Linked DNA regions of Homo sapiens: all the other regions are linked to region 4. Evidence: chromatin contacts called from ENCODE Hi-C or POLR2A ChIA-PET data. All regions are on one chromosome and are shown on one strand. The core of a region is the stretch at or near the end of the contact, and the rest is flanking DNA. Distances in the headings are between cores, read along the strand shown. Region 1 holds the start of ORMDL3 (ORMDL sphingolipid biosynthesis regulator 3). Region 2 has its middle 10 kb from the start of MSL1. Region 3 holds the start of CASC3 (CASC3 exon junction complex subunit). Region 4 holds the start of RPL19 (ribosomal protein L19). Region 5 holds the start of EPOP (elongin BC and polycomb repressive complex 2 associated protein). Region 6 holds the start of MIEN1 (migration and invasion enhancer 1).

Region 1 (2,700 bases), core at 201-2,700, 730 kb before region 4:
AGGCACCTCCACAAACCAGGAGAAACTTCCACAGGACATAGGCAGAGCTATTTCAGACTCAGATGATTATTTCGATCTTGGAATGAGCCCTTTTGGGGCCATTGGCCCTGGAAATATTGAAGAAGCTGCCTGTTCTGCTCTGGGTGGTTCAAATACCCACCTGCCTGGTGACCACTAAGTGCCTCTGGGGGTCCCACTCCAGCTGTGTGACAACTGTTTCCTGGCAGCCCCCTGGGGAAGGAAAGGTAGGTGTAGTCCGAGTAAAGTGCTCCGCAGTTTCCCTGGGCTAGCCTTTTCCTTCCTGTTCCCTCACTTTCAGTTCAGGGTGCCATGAACTGCCATTCAGAGTCAGGTTGGCATGCCATGACATCATCTGACCTTGCTATTCCAGCCCTGCCCTGCATAGAGTGGACTTAGAAAGAAGCTGGGTAAGGAGTTGAAACTACCCAGACAAGACCTCTTGGTGACATGGAGAATGGGAGTAACCGAGGAGACCTCAAGAGCCATTTAGTTCAACCTCCTACAGTAATATTAAGTAGATTCCTACAATGCAACAGGTGCTTTACATACATTCTTTTGGGTTCCCACAACCTTGGAGGTGGGGTTTCACAGGTGTGGAATTGGAGATTAAGACAAGTAATTTGCCCAGGGTCACACTGCCAATAAAGGAGGGCCTACCCCATGTCTACCAGGCAGTAAAGTCTGTGCCCTTGCCTTTAGACGATGCAGATGTGAAAACTGCAGACCAGAGCCTCTCATTCAAAGCCACACAAGCTGACCTGAGACAGAAACTCAGGCTCCTTACTACTGATGGAGGAATCTATGATACGTAGCCTCTTCTCACGTCAGGTGCGGGGCGGCCAAGGATGTGGCCCGGTCCGGGGCAGCCTGGGCCAAGCGTGACTGAGAAGGAGAAGGCAGGCTCCGTTCCGGGCCCTCCAGACCCTCATCCCAGCCAATGTTGTGAAAAGCGCTCTCCCAGGAGGGCCCAGCAGGGCAAAGGGCCGGGCTAGTCTGTTTCTGGAGGAGCCAATCTGGGGCCAGGGCGGAGGCAGCCAGGTGCAGTGGAAAAATCCTGCAGTTGGGGTCAGAATATTTGGGTTTCGATCCAGTCTAGGACCCAGCAAAGACCTACAGAAAGTTACTTACAAGTCCGAGTCTCCTCATCTGCAAAACTGGGGCACGGATAAAATACACTTGAAGGGCACAGAAGCAAAAGTTGGAATTGTTACGCACCAAAATTCTATCATCCGATCTGACCATCACGTCACGGTACAACTTCCAACCGTGCGTCCCCGAAGAGGCCGGGAACGGAGCCCAGGAAAAACTACAACTCCCAGGAGGCGTCGGGAGGGCCGGCCCGGAGCCAGCGGAAGAAACTACAACTCCCAGAAGGCGTCGGGCGTGCCGGCGCGGGGCGGTGACGTACGGGGACCGGCGCGGAGCGCTGATTCGGCCGGAGCTGCCAGCGGGGAGGCTGCAGCCGCGGGTTGTTACAGCTGCTGGAGCAGCAGCGGCCCCCGCTCCCGGGAACCGTTCCCGGGCCGTTGATCTTCGGCCCCACACGGTGAGCCCGGAAGGAACCAAGAGGCCCCAGGGCTACGGGAGGGGCGGGAGAGAAGGTGGGGGCTGCTGGGGAGGCGCCCCGGGCTGGAGAGACGGGGGCAGAGGGAGTGGGGGGTGGAGGGAGTGCATCAGCCGAGGGGGTGCATCGGCTGGGGAGGTGGCCAAGGAATAAAGTGCGAGCGGGAGGCCGGGGGTGGAACGTCGGGAGGAGCGCCTCGGCTAGGGGTGGGAGGCGGGGAGCGGCTCGGCTTCGGGGATAAACGTTTGGCTGCCTCCAGGGCTGGGTGAACGCGTGGAGATGGCTGTGGGGTCCCGGACCGGACCGGGTTCCGAGTGCGAAGACCCAGGCTGGGGAACAGAGCGGGACCCCTCCCCCCGGCCCCGCACCCGAGGTCTCACTCAGAAAACCCCAACAACAGTGAGGACTCCGCCTCTTCGCTCCTCCTCTCCTGTGCTTAGTGCGGGTTCGCCTGGGCACTCGCTTTCCGCTCCTACCGCCCTCCCCCAGTCGGGGTGGCTGGGCCAAAGTTGAGAGGTTATCAGCTGTGGTCCTGCAGCTTGGGGGGTGGGCGGAATGGACATGGCATTGTGACGTGCTGCCCCGGACTCCCCGTTGGGGTCCCCATCCAGGCCTGGATGTTTTGTGCTCCTCTTCCAGAAGACAGGAGGTTTGCTGTTGTGAGGGCTGCTCTTTCCTGGGGGAGGGAATGGGAAGGGCTCACCTGGTGGCTGCCCTGGTGGTGCTCAGCCTTGGCTTGAGTGTCTGGCATACTGGCTGGGCCCGGATATTTGTATGTGGAGCCAAGAGGGTGGGGCGGGAAGGAGGGGGAAAGAGCTACCAGCAAAAAAGTGGTTAACACAACAGAGTTGCTGCAGGCTCTGGTTTGAGGCAGGTTATGAAACCACATCAGGGCCCAGCACTAAGCAGCCACCTGCCAGCTATGGCAGCAGAAGTTTTCGGCTCAACTCCTGTAGACCTAGTCGACCTCTGCCAGCCTCTTCTCTCTGTTTCTCCCCATCTAGGGTAGGGGCCAGTTGGTTGTTTTACTAATGGAAGTGATATGTATCCATAGTCACACGAAAGTCTCAAGAGTGTTTCCTCATTGCCAGTCTTTTTGTTAGTTTATTGATCTC
Region 2 (2,700 bases), core at 189-2,688, 910 kb before region 4:
AGGAAAGCTGATGAGGGCTCAGGTACAATAGGGGAATGCAGCTGCCTCTGTTTAAAATGATTTCATATCTACATAGCTCCCTGGCTAAGGATTACACAATCAAACGATGAGACAAATGCAAGAGAAGGATGTCATCAAATAAAATTACTTGGGGGTGGAGTTGAATAAAATTTTAATTTCCAGCTGCAAAGTTGGTTACCTCTACTCCAACTCCATTTCCCGTTGAGTTCTTCATGATGTTGGCAGAGCACTCAGATCCTCCCATTCCAGACAAGAGCCAAGAATGCCCTAATTATGGGCTGGGTGATGGGAACAGGGCCTCCTCTGGGTGGGTGAGCTGCTTTTTGCTCACTACCACTACCCGCTTCCCCAGCAACACTCTAGTTGTCTCTTTAAGAGCTCGGACTCCTCAAGCTGACATAGTTTCCAAAATGGAATCTCTCCCTCTCTCAGCACTGGGGAACATTTTCCCTGGATGGGAAGAGCCCCAGGAGATCATGTTGGAGGAAGGAGGAGTAGGGCGGGGCAGCAAAAATTAGTCCAGTGGGAAGCCTTGGTACATGGAACAAGGGGGCTAACCAGGGAAAGTTAGAAAATAGGTCAAAGGAAGCCATGCAGAGGGAACTAGTTTCCTTGGAAAAATTTCTAAGCTTTGTCCATTTTTCACCTCACTCCTATCCCCTACAGGAGATGTGGGATTGGGGGATTGGGTAGGGAACTGGGGGTGAGGGAACATTCAAGGTTGGAGGCTGACTTGGGGAAGGAGTTGTGGGCAAGGCTCAGAGGAGGAAAACTAGGACTAAGTAGTGCAGGTAGGGAGGGGTAAATTTAAAATCAGAATTATTGTGGGGCCATTTCTCCCTCCAAGGTCATAGGGGTCATGGACAGTGAATGGTCCAGAAGCTACAAGCCGGGGAGCCCTAGGAGGGGGATCTCAGTAGCCAGGAAGCACACTACCCAGGGGCATGTTAAACAGTAATTTATGGAAGACAATGGAAGTAGTCCTGGGGCACCTATTTTTCCGTGTGTGTATTTCAACTTTTATTTTAGATTCAGGGGGTACATATGCAGGTTTGTTACAAGGGTATATTGTGTAATGGTGAAGTTTGGGGTATGACTGAACCTGTCACCCAGGTAGTGAGCATAGTACCAATAGGTAGTTTTTCAATCCTTGCTGGGGCACGTGTTTTCAAGGGAAACAGCCCAAAAGCGATCAAACTAGAATGTTGAGGACTCTAGCCAGGACATTTGCTCTCCTATAACTCAGCATCTGTCAGCGCTCCCATTACCAGGTGCTATTTCCAGAGTCCTGGGCTTAGGGAGAGGGAAAGGGAGGGGCGGAGGTGGAGAGGCAGAGGGAGACCCGATGGGCTCCTCCCCCAGCACAACTGCAATTCCAGCTTTTAGCCACTCAGGGGCTCCCAAGCTCAACCACAGCCCCTGCGTAAGGAGGGAGATTGAGTTAACAAGCCTCCAGAGGACACCTTGGGTCATCAGGGATGACCCTGAGCAGAAGGGTGACCCAGAAGTCATGTGCTCTGAAGCTGCAAGTCCTTCACAAGCCAATGAGTCCAGCCTCAACCTTTCTCTCTAAAAGGGACTCAGGGCACTGAGAACTCACTCCCCACCTCTTACCCTCACCCCCTTCTTTGTGGTCATTTCCTCCCCCGCGTGTTTCCTTCCCCTCCCCCATCCTCGTGGTGGGAACCATCCCCCAGCCTGTCAGAGTCCTGAGGAATGTTTTTGCCTTGACTGGGCGCCAAGCTGTGGACTTCCTGGGCTTTGGGGTGGGACTTGGCCAAGGGGAAGCCCTTTGGACCCAAGAGCCACTCAGTTCTGCACAGCCTGCCGGCTTTCTCTCTCTCTCTGCTAAGCAAAAGGCTCATCCATCACTTTGTGTCACGACTGCCTCATTTCCTCCCCCCACAATAGGATTTCCTTGCCAGGGCAAATCACACAATCTGGAAGCAGTGGTCATCCTAAACACTGTGGCTTATAGTGGGAGAGAGGGAAAGCACCTATTTCAGAAGCTGCCTTCTCTGTTCCAGAAGGCTGGTAGCTGGAAGGAGGGATTCAGTTGCCAGGGTCCTGAGGTAAGGACTTTGTAAATGGTAATTAATCTTGAGGGCTCCTTCTGGATCCTTCTCAGAACCATTGAGTCTAAAGAAATACAGGGTCTCTATATTATAGTTAAGCCTGGGAGTACGTGGATTTCTGCATATCTGACTTTTACCCAGCCTTCGTTTCCCTGAAATAAATCAGCTGAAATCCGAACTCATTCTTCCACATCATCTTTCCAGTCCCCTGCAGCAGACCAGTGTAGGTTCAGCAAGAACAGGGAGCAGGCAGAAACCACTCCCAAATCTCATTAATAGAGACTGGGCCTGTCAGGGACCACTGGCTCCTCTCCAAGGGGTCACTGCTCAGGTGTTTTTGCATTTGATCTCTTCTGATCTCTTGTCCATAAAAAGCCCTCAAATGACAAAGTGAGAACATAGTCCTATGGCATCCCCTGCCTCAGGGTCCAGTCCCTCAATGCCACTTTTGCAGCCTGTCTGCCTGATGTCATCATCTGTAGACCTGTGCCAGATTCCCAGGTTCCTATCTTGAAATCTCAGCCCCCGCACCCAGGGCCTAGGGGAGAGCCAATGTAGGTCACTGCAGTTGAGCCTGCAGGGCTGTCTGCTCCTTGAGCCCAGA
Region 3 (2,700 bases), core at 47-2,546, 940 kb before region 4:
AGAAGCCAACTAACAGTATAACACCTGTGGCTTGAGACGGCGTGCCCCAAGTTTTCCCTAGGTCTAAAGTGAACAAGACCTTCTGTAACACTTTTTCAGAAGCATAAATGAAGAATACACAAGAGGATAAACACGGAGGTCATGGTACGTTTGCAACGAAGGTGTGTACACGTTTTTAAAAAGCATTTCTGATCTATACCATAGGAAAAAACCTGTCATACTCACTTCCGAGTCTTCTGCACTTTCATAATCCGAGAGAACAGCTGAAATAAAACAGAAATATGTGGAAAAAAAGAAACCCAGAAACATTTTTTGGCTGCTTATTACAGGTCAGACTAAGAGTCTCATTTAATTCTGACATCAACCTACAACGTGGATAAAATTATAGTCCCCACTTACAAAAGGAGAAACAGGCTCAGAGGGTAACTTGCTGAAGACTATACTGCTAAAGCCTATGCTCTTAACCACTATGTTACAAAAAGGCACTCTGTGGCCCTAAATCCGTGACAGTGTGTGAGAATGTCGATGTTGGAAATAGATGACCTGAGTTTATGTTAAAAAAAACTCTTGTCCTAATGGGGTAAAAGATGCTACTCACCATCACCTTCAATGCCATCTTCACTCTCCTGAAAGAAAGCAGAAGACATGGGTTAGTTCTGTGATTTCCAGAGGTGGGGAGCCCAATAAAGAAATGTGGGTGAAAAGCTGAAGATTCAGCACAAAATGGTTGGAGAGGGAGACAGAGATAGGTAAATCTTTATCAAGTAGTAGCCAAGGCAGGTCTGGTCTCCTTCCCTCCAGCCCCGACTTCTGAATAAAACATCCGCTTTCCATCTCCAGCGGCTCTACCATCCTCCCAGAAACCCCCAATCCTTCTTCTTCCCTTGGAACTCCGGATGCAAACTCGCATTGGGATAACTCCCCTTTTCTCTCAAAAACAAAAAAAAGTCCCAGTATCTACTATCAACTCACAGACTACCTAGCATCACCTACACCCCGCCCCCGGCCGGCTCGCCGCCCGGTCCCCACCCCGCCCCGCCTGCGCGCACTCACACACTCCGACTCCTCAGCACTCTTGGCGCCCCCGCTCTCCACCCGCCGCAGATGAAGGGCCCCGGTTCGGCCTCCGCGCTGTGAAGGCAGAGAGCCGCTGCCGCCGCCTCCGGCGCTACCGCTGCAGCTCCCGCCTCCCCGCAACGGGGAGCCGCCGCTGTCGGAGCCCGAAGCACCAGATTCCTCGTCCTCGGTGTCTTGCGAAGCGCGCTGCCGCCGCCGGTCCGCCATCTTACGGAGAACGGCCACCACCGGCGAGGTACTTACGCACCGCGCCCGTCGCAGAGGCTGCTGGGAGGCTGGATAGCTAGTCCCGGCGTGCTACGCGTGCGGCGCTCGGCCATCCCGCTGTGTGTGTGTGTGTGTGTGTGTGTGTGTGTGTGTGTGTGTGTGTGTGTGTGTGTGTTGGGGTGTGTGTGTGTGTGTTGGGGTGTGTGTGTGTGTGTGTGTGTGTGTGTGTGTTGGGGGAGGGGCGGGGCACTGGGCGGGGCCTAGGCCTGCGGCACGTTTGCGGCCGACCCGGATTACGTCTATCGGTGATGTAAGGGGGCGTGGCGCGGCTCCTGACTTCCCTTGGGCAGGCCTAGGGCGAGGGGAATTGAGACTTCAGCAGCCTCCCGGGTTCCTGGCCCGGCCATCTTGGGCTTCCCGAGTGGAAGGAGTCAACCTGTCACAGCTTCACTGCAACACTAGGGCTGTTTCATGGTTTTCTGTTTCCATTTCTCACTTCTACCTACGTTTGAAGCAGGTCAATTTACTGCATTCCTTTGCTTGGTAAAATCACGAATCAAGGTAAATCTTAAAAGCTGTAGTGCTGCGTCAGATTTGCTGCACCAGCCTTGTTTAAGATAACGGGCGAAGGAGAAACCAGTTGTCTGCAGTGAAGCCAGAGGACTTCTTGTTGCAGCGTTTTCTCTGTGTTCTCATTTCCTCTTCACGTTTCTTCCCACCCCAGCCATCACCTGTCCCAAAGTGCAGGCTGGTATGATGCCAGTATTACCGGTTTTGTTTTGGCTTTTTCGAGGCAGGGTCTCACTCTGTTGCCCAGGCTGGAGTGCAGTAGCGCGGCTCACTGCAGCCTTGACCTCCCAGGCACAGGTGACCTCCTTGCCTTAGCTTCCTTAGTAGTTGGGACAACGGGCACACACTACCACACCCGGCTAATTTTTCTGTTTTTTGTAGAGATGGGGTCTCGCTCTTGCCCAGGCTTGTCTCCTGGCTGGGATCAAGCGATCCTTTCGTCTCAGCCTCCCAAAGTGCTGGGACTACAGGCATGAGCTACTGCCCTTGTCAGGATTTTAGAACCTATTTAAAAATAAATGGTCAGTAGAAACAGATGTTGATTCAAAATCCTGACATTATTTCCTTCTTAAGGTTTATGGAAATTATTTCATTTTGGCAAGGCATTGGCCACCATTGAAAAGAATCAGTGTGTTTTCTTTGGACCATTATAAGGATATACAAAGTGCATGAGCTAAGTTTTTAGTGCACCTACAGGAGTGCACGTTAATAATGTATGTTATCAAACAAAGGCCACCATGGCATAGAATTCTTCCCTGAGTAAAATATTTTTTTTTTTTTTGAGAGGGAGTCTCACTCTGTCTGTCGCCCAGGCTGGGGTGCAGTGGGGTGATCTCGGCCCACTGA
Region 4 (2,700 bases), core at 174-2,673:
AGCTACTTGGGAGGCTGAGGAAGGAGAATCGCTTGAACCTGGGAGGCAGAGGTTGCGGTGAGCTGAGATCCTACCACTGCACTCCAGTCTGGGTGACAAAGTGAGACTCTGTCCCAAAAAAAATAAAATAAAATATAAAGAGTAAATTAGCTGGGTGTGGTGGTGCACACCTCTAATCCCAGCTACTCAGGAGGCTGAGGTGGGAGAATCACTTGAGCCTGGGAGCAGGGGTTGCAATGATCAGATGGCACCACTACACTCCAGCCTGGACAACAGAGCAAGACTGTCTAAAAAAAAAAAAAAAAGTCAACACAATTGTGTTATCATTAATCTGACGCAGGAGAAAAGAAGGAAGTAGGGTGAAGAGACAGATCCCAGGTACTCACGGGAGTTGGCATTGGCGATTTCATTGGTCTCATTGGGGTCTAACCAGACCTTCTTCTTGCCACAGCGGAGGACACTAGAGGCGAGCCTCTTCTGAAGCCTGAGCATACTAGACACACAGAAAACATGATTAGACTCTGAAAGCCAATCCTGGGCAAGAATGAACGTCCCCATCAAGACCTGCCCTTTGTGACCCACACCACAGCCGCGAAATAAGACTCTTCCCTAAATCATCTTTAAGGCTCTGGGCTATGCAGCTGGCCCCCTTGGGTTTAAGACTTCAAAACCCACGCTATGCCTTCACCTCTCGGAGCCTCATGTTCGCATTTCTCCTCTGGAAAGTCAAGCCAAGGACTTATTGGATTGAATAGGGGGGTTATGCCATTTCTGGTACTCAGCGTTTAAAGAATATTCGAGGTGAGTAGACCTGATTTCTAGTCTAGGAATGCAGGCAAGTTACTCTGTTTTCTGGGCTTATTTCCCTGTTTTATCACAGTAACAAGCCTCGTTCGGCTATTCGCAGAGATTTCCTTTATGAGAGGCCAAAGGAGTGAATGGAGTCAAGAGTTAGAGATCACCTCTCTCGGCAGTCGGAGGCCTGGGGCCTACACTAGGCTTGCCCTACATCACGTGAAAGCAGAGATCGGCTCCGCTCCGGGTGTGCCAAGCAAGAAAGGGCCCACGGCTTGGTCTTGTTCGCTCCGTTTGCTCTGCTCGCGTGGGTCGACCGGACACGTGTGCGGTGCGGCACCAGCCGGGGCAGACTTTTCCTGGTCTCAGTTGCTGCGACGCTCCCCGCCCCCCCTCACTCCGGAGGCCCGGGACGAAAGTGCTCCGGCCTACCCCAAACCCCGGGACCGGCCGCTTTAGGGCGGCCTCCATTTCATCTCCCCCAACCCCAGCTGCGGTCCCAAGACCGACAGTCCCTTGTCGACACGCGTCAGCGCCTGATGGAGACCAGCTCGCCCTCACCTCATGGCTGCGGCCGCAGCAGCGAAAGGAAAGAGCTCGCTCGGGCCCGGCTCCTCCCATTATCTGCGAAGGGGAGAGCCCAAACCCTGCTCCAATTTCGTCCGTATTCCTGTCCGGTTCTTTCATCTTCTGCCACACTAAACTCACTCATAGCCTCCATATAGGCCTGAAATGATAAAAGTCAAATATCAGAAATCGGTTTTAAACTTAAAAACATAAAAAAGTACCCCTTCCGTAGGGAAAGTGGTATAGTCCGACTTCCTACTAGACATGCGCAGCAAGGGTTCCCAATCACGTGGTTATCTGTAACCGGAAGTCAGCTGGATTGCGCAGGCGGAGTGAGAGAGGTTTTGCTAGAGTGGCCTGGTGTTTGCGGGCGTTCGGGGGGTTGTGGGTGGATGTTTTATTAGCTGAGAAAAAATCAGTTAAAGAAGCGAGAGAGAATGACAACAGATATCAGACAAAGGCGAACTCTTATTCACTCTTGTAGTAGATTGAAAACCCCTGGAGTGCAGAATCGATCACTAAAAGATGTTAGTGTTTTTACGCCACTGCGGGTCTTGCAAGCTCTTGGAGGGCGGGAACTAGTCTCAGTCTCATTTGGCTCACAACTGTACTGCGGCAGGCATGGATCCGCGATCGAACACACCTCAGAAATACCGCACTGGCTGAATGGATGAATGATTGCAGAAAGTAAAATTAAAAAAAAAAAAAATTGGGTTGGGCTCGATGGCTCATGCCTGTAATCCCAGCACTTTGGGAGGCCAAGGCAGGCGGATCACTTGAGGTCAGGAGTTCGAGACCAGCCTGGCCAACATGGTGAAACCCTGTCTCCACTAAAAATACAAAAATTAGCCGGGCGTAGCGGCGCGTGCTTGTAATTCCAGCTACTGGGGAGGCTGAGGCAGGAGAATCGCTTGAACCCAGGAGGCGGAGGTTGCAGTGAGCCGAGATTGCGCCACTGCACTCCAGCCTGGGCAACAGAGTGAGACTCCGTCTCAAAAAAAAAAAAAAAGCAGTCCTTTTCTTCTGATCTGGAACACCCAATGTAAAAATCCAAGAAGAACATTCTGGGGTTTAAGAAGTCTACATCTGAATTGAGGCTCCAACTCATGATTGGTTCCTGCTGATCACCCTATCCGTTTCATCTCAACTTTCCTGGCTGAGAAAGTAGAAGAGAGAGAAAGGGAAGCAACATTTATGCTACTTCCTCACAACAACACGATTAGCGTTGCCCTCATTTTACAGCTAAGGTAACAGATTCAGAACACAGATATTTCTGATTGCAAAGCCCATACTTTTGCGGTTATGCCAGCCTTTCTTGTCTCCAAGGGGCAGGTGGAA
Region 5 (2,700 bases), core at 68-2,567, 530 kb after region 4:
GTTGTCACTGCTAGAAGGGCCCGGAGGCAAGCTGCATCATTTGTCCCCGTTCTGAAACCCTCTCTTGTCCTGGCTCCAGAATAAGATATTTATCTGTGGGGCCGCCCCCAGCATTCTTCCACACCTTTACCCCAAGTCATCATACCAATCTCTGTATTTCCACAGATAGGAAACGGCAGTATTCCAATAACCTGATTTTTATCAAGAGAGAAATATCCCAAGGATTCATTCACTCGCTCACTTGCTCATTCATTCATTCACACATATTGATTGAGCACCTATTATATCTTGGCCACTGTTCTAGGCAGTGGGGGATGCACCAATGATCAAGACAAAGTTCTCGTCAACTCATTTCCAGACTAATGGGAGAGACAGACACTAAAGAATAAATCCATTTACAGACTTTTATGTAACAATAAGCTATGCAGAAACTAAAGAAGGTTAAGGGGATAGAACAGGGTGGGGGTGTGTGCTGCATTATCAGAATTTGTACTGGGAATTCACTTTTTCTTTATTTTCCTTGGGGCAGATGAGAGTGAGGGTCTGCGCGTGCCCTCCTCTGGCCTCTTCAACCGGTTTGGCAGATCAAACCTCAGAGGGGGGCATCCTGGGATTGGGGGTCAGGGGTTGCAGAGTCAGCCCTCGGAATTTAGTTGAGGCGGAGTATTTAGATACTGCATCAGAGAAATGGAAATAGATACCGAGACAGCCTATTTATCGGCTTCCATGGATGTAATAACACTCCCACCCTTCCAAATTTATTTTTTTTGTTCATCTTGCATACAAGTACTGAATTATTAACTACTTATACATTACAGCATTTTTGAGCCTACTGTGTGCCACGCACTGTTTTAGGGGCCATTCACGGCCCGCTAGAATCCCTGCTGTGCAAAGCTTGTAAACAACCATTGCCTCATTTCATCTTTCCCCTAAACATTATTTCTGAGATTCATCTACGTTGATTCACATAGCTCTTTTAGTCCCAAGAGGGCAGATATGAACCGTCCCATTTTACAGATGCAAAACCGTGACTGCTCGGGAAAAAACGAGTGGCTTTGCGACGACGAAATCCCAGGACGCCACCGGGCCACGTGCGGCGGCGCATCTGGCCGCTCGCGATCCCACCCGCGCACGCTCCCTCCCGCGCTCCCTCCCAGCCGCCGCCGCGCCGGGTCCACGTGTGTGTGTCTGTGTGCGGAATGGGGACGGGGGCGGTGCCGCCGGAGGGGTGGGGTCCGGGCTAACGTCACGGGCGGTGCGGCCCAATCAGCGGCGGGCTCGCGGCCCCGGCGCTGGTATTGGGGCAGCGAGGGGGCAGTTCTCTATAACGCGGTCTCCGGGAGCCAGCGGGGAAGAAAGAAACCGAGCGGGCGGAAGGCGCCCTCCCCGCCGCCTGGGCCCGGGCACCGGGTGCCGGGCCCGGGGTCCTTCCCGCCTCCCGCGGCCGCCGGCCGCTTTGTTTCCCCTGCCTCTGCGCTTCGGGCGACTCGAGAGGGTCTCCCGCCGGGGTTGCGAAGGGGACGCGGCGGCAGAAGGGCGGCCGACCCCGCCGGGACTCACAGGGACCCAGGAGTCCGGCCGCCGGGAGGGCCGCGTGAGGAGAGCGAAGAGGGAGCCCGAGCTCTGCGGCCCCGGGTGGCGGGCCGGGGGCGCCCGTGAGCAGAGACCTCCCCGTCGACGGGGGGCGATGTTCCCCTCACCCGTGGGCTCTTCGGGCAGCCAGGGCATCCCGCCGCTGGGACCTGGACCCGCTCAGTGGGCACCCCTCAGGCTGCTCCATGGAGACCCTGTGCCCTGCGCCCCGCCTGGCAGTGCCGGCGTCCCCGCGAGGGTCGCCCTGCTCCCCCACGCCCCGGAAGCCGTGTCGGGGGACCCAGGAATTCTCTCCGCTGTGCCTGCGTGCCCTCGCCTTCTGCGCCCTTGCCAAGCCCCGGGCGTCCTCTCTGGGCCCGGGGCCTGGGGAGCTGGCGGCGCGGTCCCCAGTGCTGCGGGGCCCTCAGGCCCCCCTGCGCCCTGGCGGCTGGGCCCCGGATGGCCTGAAGCACCTCTGGGCACCGACCGGGCGGCCCGGCGTTCCTAACACCGCCGCCGGCGAGGATGCGGACGTCGCAGCGTGCCCCCGCCGCGGAGAGGAGGAAGAGGGCGGAGGCGGTTTCCCGCACTTCGGCGTTCGCTCCTGTGCACCTCCGGGCCGCTGCCCTGCGCCCCCGCACCCTCGGGAATCTACGACCAGCTTCGCCTCGGCCCCGCCTCGCCCGGCCCCGGGTCTCGAGCCTCAGCGTGGCCCAGCCGCCAGCCCGCCTCAGGAACCCAGTTCCCGGCCTCCGTCGCCACCTGCGGGCCTCTCCACCGAGCCCGCGGGTCCCGGGACGGCGCCGCGGCCGTTCCTGCCCGGCCAGCCTGCCGAAGTCGATGGAAACCCCCCGCCGGCCGCCCCCGAGGCTCCAGCGGCCAGCCCCTCGACGGCCAGCCCGGCTCCGGCCGCACCCGGAGATCTCCGCCAGGAACATTTCGATCGTCTGATCCGCCGGTCGAAACTTTGGTGTTACGCGAAGGGCTTCGCCTTGGACACTCCGAGTTTGCGCCGGGGGCCAGAGCGGCCGCCTGCGAAAGGGCCGGCTCGGGGAGCCGCCAAGAAACGCCGGCTGCCGGCGCCCCCTCCGCGCACCGCGCAGCCCCGCCGCCCTGCACCGACGCTCC
Region 6 (2,700 bases), core at 89-2,588, 530 kb before region 4:
TACAAAAGTTAGCTGGGCGTGGTGGCTGGCACCTATGATCTCAGCTACTAGGGAGACTGAGGCAGGAGAATCGCCTGAACCCAGGAGGTGGAGGTTGCAGTGAGCCAAGATCGCGCCACTGCACTCAAGCTTGGGTGACAGAGTGAGACTCCATCTCAAAATAAATAAATAAATAAATAAATAGCCTAAAGGGACACTAGAGTGGGTGGCGTGTTAGGATACCATAGTGGTACTGTAGGCAGGGAAAAGGCAGCGAGGACTTGTGCAGACTCCATTTCCAGAGCTGCAAAATGGGAATAATGACGCCAGCCCCCCAGTGAGAGGCTGGATGAGAAGGGATGCGCAGAAACTGTTGGGGGCACAGAGCCTGAAGAGCATCTACTGTTTTCCAGTGCAGGCAAGAAGCAGCTGCAAAAGACTGGAAAAAGCAGTTTAGAGCTTTGGGATCAGAAACACTTGTGTATGTAACTACAGGGTGGTTCCAAATGCCATCAGCACCGGGCGTGGTGGCTCACGCCTGTAATCCCAGCACTTTGGGAGGCCAAGGCAGGCAGATCATTTGAGGTCAGGAGTTCGAGACCAGTCTGGCGAACATGGTGAAACCCTGTCTCTACTAAAACAAACAAACAAACAAACAAAAAACTGGGCCAGGCGCGGTGGCTCATGTCTGTAATTCCAGCACTTTAGGAGGCCGAGGCTGGTGGATCACCTGAGGTCAAGAGTTCGAGACCAGCCTGACCAACATGATGAAACCCTGTCTCTACTAAGAATACAAAATTAACCGGGTGCGGTGGCACGCGCCTGTAGTCCCAGCTACTCGGGAAGCTGAGGCAGAAGAATCGCTTGAACCCGGGAGGCAGAGGTTGCAGTGAACCGAGATCGCGCCATTGCACTCCAGCCTGGGCAACAAGAGCGAAACTCCGTCTCAAAAAAAAAAAAAAAAAAAATGCCATCGGCATGTTAGCGAGAAAATGTCAACTATTTCATGCATCAGCCACACCCACCCCCATCCCCAGGATGCTTGCCCCACCACTTTCTCTTTCTTTTGTAAACTGAAAAGCGCTTTGCAGTCTAAGATAGTCCATTAGAGTAAATGAAGCCATGAAGTCCAGCGGACACCGGGAGTGGGGAGTGGGGAAGCCCGGCACTCCGGGAGACCGGGCCAGGGAAGGAGGGTCTGGACCGGACCCAGCCCCTGCCCGGGGAGCGAGCTCCGGAGCTGCCCTACGAGGTCAAAACGTAGCAGTGGCGGAGACCCGCAGGGGGCGCCCGAACGCCACCCTCGGCCCCTCCCCGCTCCAGAGGCCCCGCCCCGTCACGTGCCCGCGGTTCGCGTCACACCCGGAAGCAGGGGCCCGAGCGGAGCCGGCCGCGATGAGCGGGGAGCCGGGGCAGACGTCCGTAGCGCCCCCTCCCGAGGAGGTCGAGCCGGGCAGTGGGGTCCGCATCGTGGTGGAGTACTGGTGAGCGGCCCCGGCTGGAGGACCCGCACCCTGGTCCCGCGGGCCGGACGGAGGTGGGTCCACGGGAGGCCCCACCCCCGAATCCCCAGCCCAGCCCCATCTCTTGACTCCCCAGTGAACCCTGCGGCTTCGAGGCGACCTACCTGGAGCTGGCCAGTGCTGTGAAGGAGCAGTATCCGGGCATCGAGATCGAGTCGCGCCTCGGGGGCACAGGTGAGGCTCGCAGAACACCTGCTGGGTCAGTCTGTGCTCTGAATCCCAGCTCTCCCGCTTTCTAGTTCTGACATTGGCTGCTTTATGTAAAGTGCCCGCAGTGCCTGGCACATGGTAAAATGTCCGGCCAACATGAGTTCCCTTCCATAGGTCAGGGGGTGTCACAGAGGCCTGTGGGGAAAAACCTATTAGACTGCAATCGTGTAGGGTTGGAGGGGAGGGAGTCCTTTATTGAGTGTTGCGAGGGGCACACAGGCGAGGCCTCCCTCAGGTTCCCTGGAGTTGACCCAGGGTTGGGGAATTGCTTAAGGAGCTACAAATGGGTCTCCAGTGGGATTGATGGGGGACTTGAAGGCGGGGGACCCCTTTGGAGGAACTCCTGACTTCTGCCTATGTTCTCAGTGTACCATTTATCTGTTGATTTCTTACCAGGTGCCTTTGAGATAGAGATAAATGGACAGCTGGTGTTCTCCAAGCTGGAGAATGGGGGCTTTCCCTATGAGAAAGATGTGAGTATTTACAGCGTTGGGAGGACCTCTTGGTCACCCTACCCCAACAGTGCATCATCCTGTCATTCCACTCCTCTAGCTCATTGAGGCCATCCGAAGAGCCAGTAATGGAGAAACCCTAGAAAAGATCACCAACAGCCGTCCTCCCTGCGTCATCCTGTGACTGCACAGGACTCTGGGTTCCTGCTCTGTTCTGGGGTCCAAACCTTGGTCTCCCTTTGGTCCTGCTGGGAGCTCCCCCTGCCTCTTTCCCCTACTTAGCTCCTTAGCAAAGAGACCCTGGCCTCCACTTTGCCCTTTGGGTACAAAGAAGGAATAGAAGATTCCGTGGCCTTGGGGGCAGGAGAGAGACACTCTCCATGAACACTTCTCCAGCCACCTCATACCCCCTTCCCAGGGTAAGTGCCCACGAAAGCCCAGTCCACTCTTCGCCTCGGTAATACCTGTCTGATGCCACAGATTTTATTTATTCTCCCCTAACCCAGGGCAATGTCAGCTATTGGCAGTAAAGTGGC

Evidence for each region. A loop is a pair of places that touch in the nucleus more often than their neighbours do. ChIA-PET counts read pairs that join two places held with the same protein, here RNA polymerase II (POLR2A). Pooled maps may share reads with other maps.
Region 1: a loop to region 4 is called in a pooled map, with 9 times the contacts of the local background. The contact joins the promoter of ORMDL3 here to the promoter of RPL19 in region 4. A Hi-C loop is called at or near these places in 7 of 50 pooled maps. POLR2A ChIA-PET finds 5 or more read pairs at or near these places in 2 of 52 experiments (B cell and BJ).
Region 2: a pooled map shows a loop between it and region 4 (3-fold over the local background). The contact joins the enhancer-like site here to the promoter of RPL19 in region 4. A Hi-C loop is called at or near these places in 1 of 50 pooled maps. POLR2A ChIA-PET finds 5 or more read pairs at or near these places in 3 of 52 experiments (CD8-positive, alpha-beta memory T cell, HepG2 and PC-9).
Region 3: a pooled map shows a loop between it and region 4 (7-fold over the local background). The contact joins the promoter of CASC3 here to the promoter of RPL19 in region 4. A Hi-C loop is called at or near these places in 2 of 50 pooled maps. POLR2A ChIA-PET finds 5 or more read pairs at or near these places in 3 of 52 experiments (HEK293, MCF 10A and RWPE1).
Region 5: a loop to region 4 is called in a pooled map, with 7 times the contacts of the local background. The contact joins the promoter of EPOP here to the promoter of RPL19 in region 4. A Hi-C loop is called at or near these places in 4 of 50 pooled maps. POLR2A ChIA-PET finds 5 or more read pairs at or near these places in 5 of 52 experiments (AG04450, BJ, activated B cell and 2 more).
Region 6: a map with no recorded cell type shows a loop between it and region 4 (5-fold over the local background). The contact joins the promoter of MIEN1 here to the promoter of RPL19 in region 4. A Hi-C loop is called at or near these places in 1 of 37 single-sample maps with no recorded cell type and 5 of 50 pooled maps. POLR2A ChIA-PET finds 5 or more read pairs at or near these places in 4 of 52 experiments (AG04450, B cell, HEK293 and 1 more).

Annotation. Positions count from the first base shown.
Region 1 is chr17:39,926,351-39,929,050 of GRCh38, reverse strand. It overlaps ORMDL3 (ORMDL sphingolipid biosynthesis regulator 3), which reads left to right and starts at 1,450. Exons shown (of 4, transcript NM_139280.4): 1 at 1,450-1,567. It overlaps LRRC3C (leucine rich repeat containing 3C), which reads right to left and starts at 1,319. Exons shown (of 4, transcript NM_001195545.2): 1 at 1,237-1,319. LOC124903999 (a long non-coding RNA gene) reads right to left here and starts at 2,331. Exons shown (of 2, transcript XR_007065750.1): 1 at 2,289-2,331; 2 at 2,049-2,123. RefSeq lists enhancers at 974-1,585, 1,586-2,196.
Region 2 is chr17:40,110,554-40,113,253 of GRCh38, reverse strand. No RefSeq gene overlaps it. Among named protein-coding and RNA genes, the nearest start is that of MSL1, 10 kb to the left of the region's middle. RefSeq lists an enhancer at 2,179-2,700. Within about 2 kb of position 1,438, at least 33 of the 41 ENCODE cell types and tissues checked have a DNase peak (open chromatin) inside an H3K27ac peak, as active enhancers do.
Region 3 is chr17:40,139,133-40,141,832 of GRCh38, reverse strand. It overlaps CASC3 (CASC3 exon junction complex subunit), which reads right to left and starts at 1,296. Exons shown (of 14, transcript NM_007359.5): 1 at 1,054-1,296; 2 at 599-626; 3 at 226-263. The coding sequence starts at 1,284. RefSeq lists enhancers at 980-1,279, 745-1,685.
Region 4 is chr17:39,199,006-39,201,705 of GRCh38, reverse strand. RPL19 (ribosomal protein L19) reads right to left here and starts at 1,423. Exons shown (of 6, transcript NM_000981.4): 1 at 1,357-1,423; 2 at 387-493. The coding sequence starts at 1,361. LOC124903996 (a long non-coding RNA gene) reads left to right here and starts at 492. Exons shown (of 2, transcript XR_007065745.1): 1 at 492-801; 2 at 908-1,551.
Region 5 is chr17:38,673,574-38,676,273 of GRCh38, reverse strand. EPOP (elongin BC and polycomb repressive complex 2 associated protein) reads left to right here and starts at 1,317. Exons shown (of 1, transcript NM_001130677.2): 1 at 1,317-2,700. The coding sequence starts at 1,779. RefSeq lists an enhancer at 2,074-2,700.
Region 6 is chr17:39,729,170-39,731,869 of GRCh38, reverse strand. MIEN1 (migration and invasion enhancer 1) reads left to right here and starts at 1,338. Exons shown (of 4, transcript NM_032339.5): 1 at 1,338-1,463; 2 at 1,579-1,676; 3 at 2,109-2,185; 4 at 2,265-2,700. The coding sequence starts at 1,375. The coding sequence ends at 2,348. RefSeq lists a silencer at 1,097-1,656.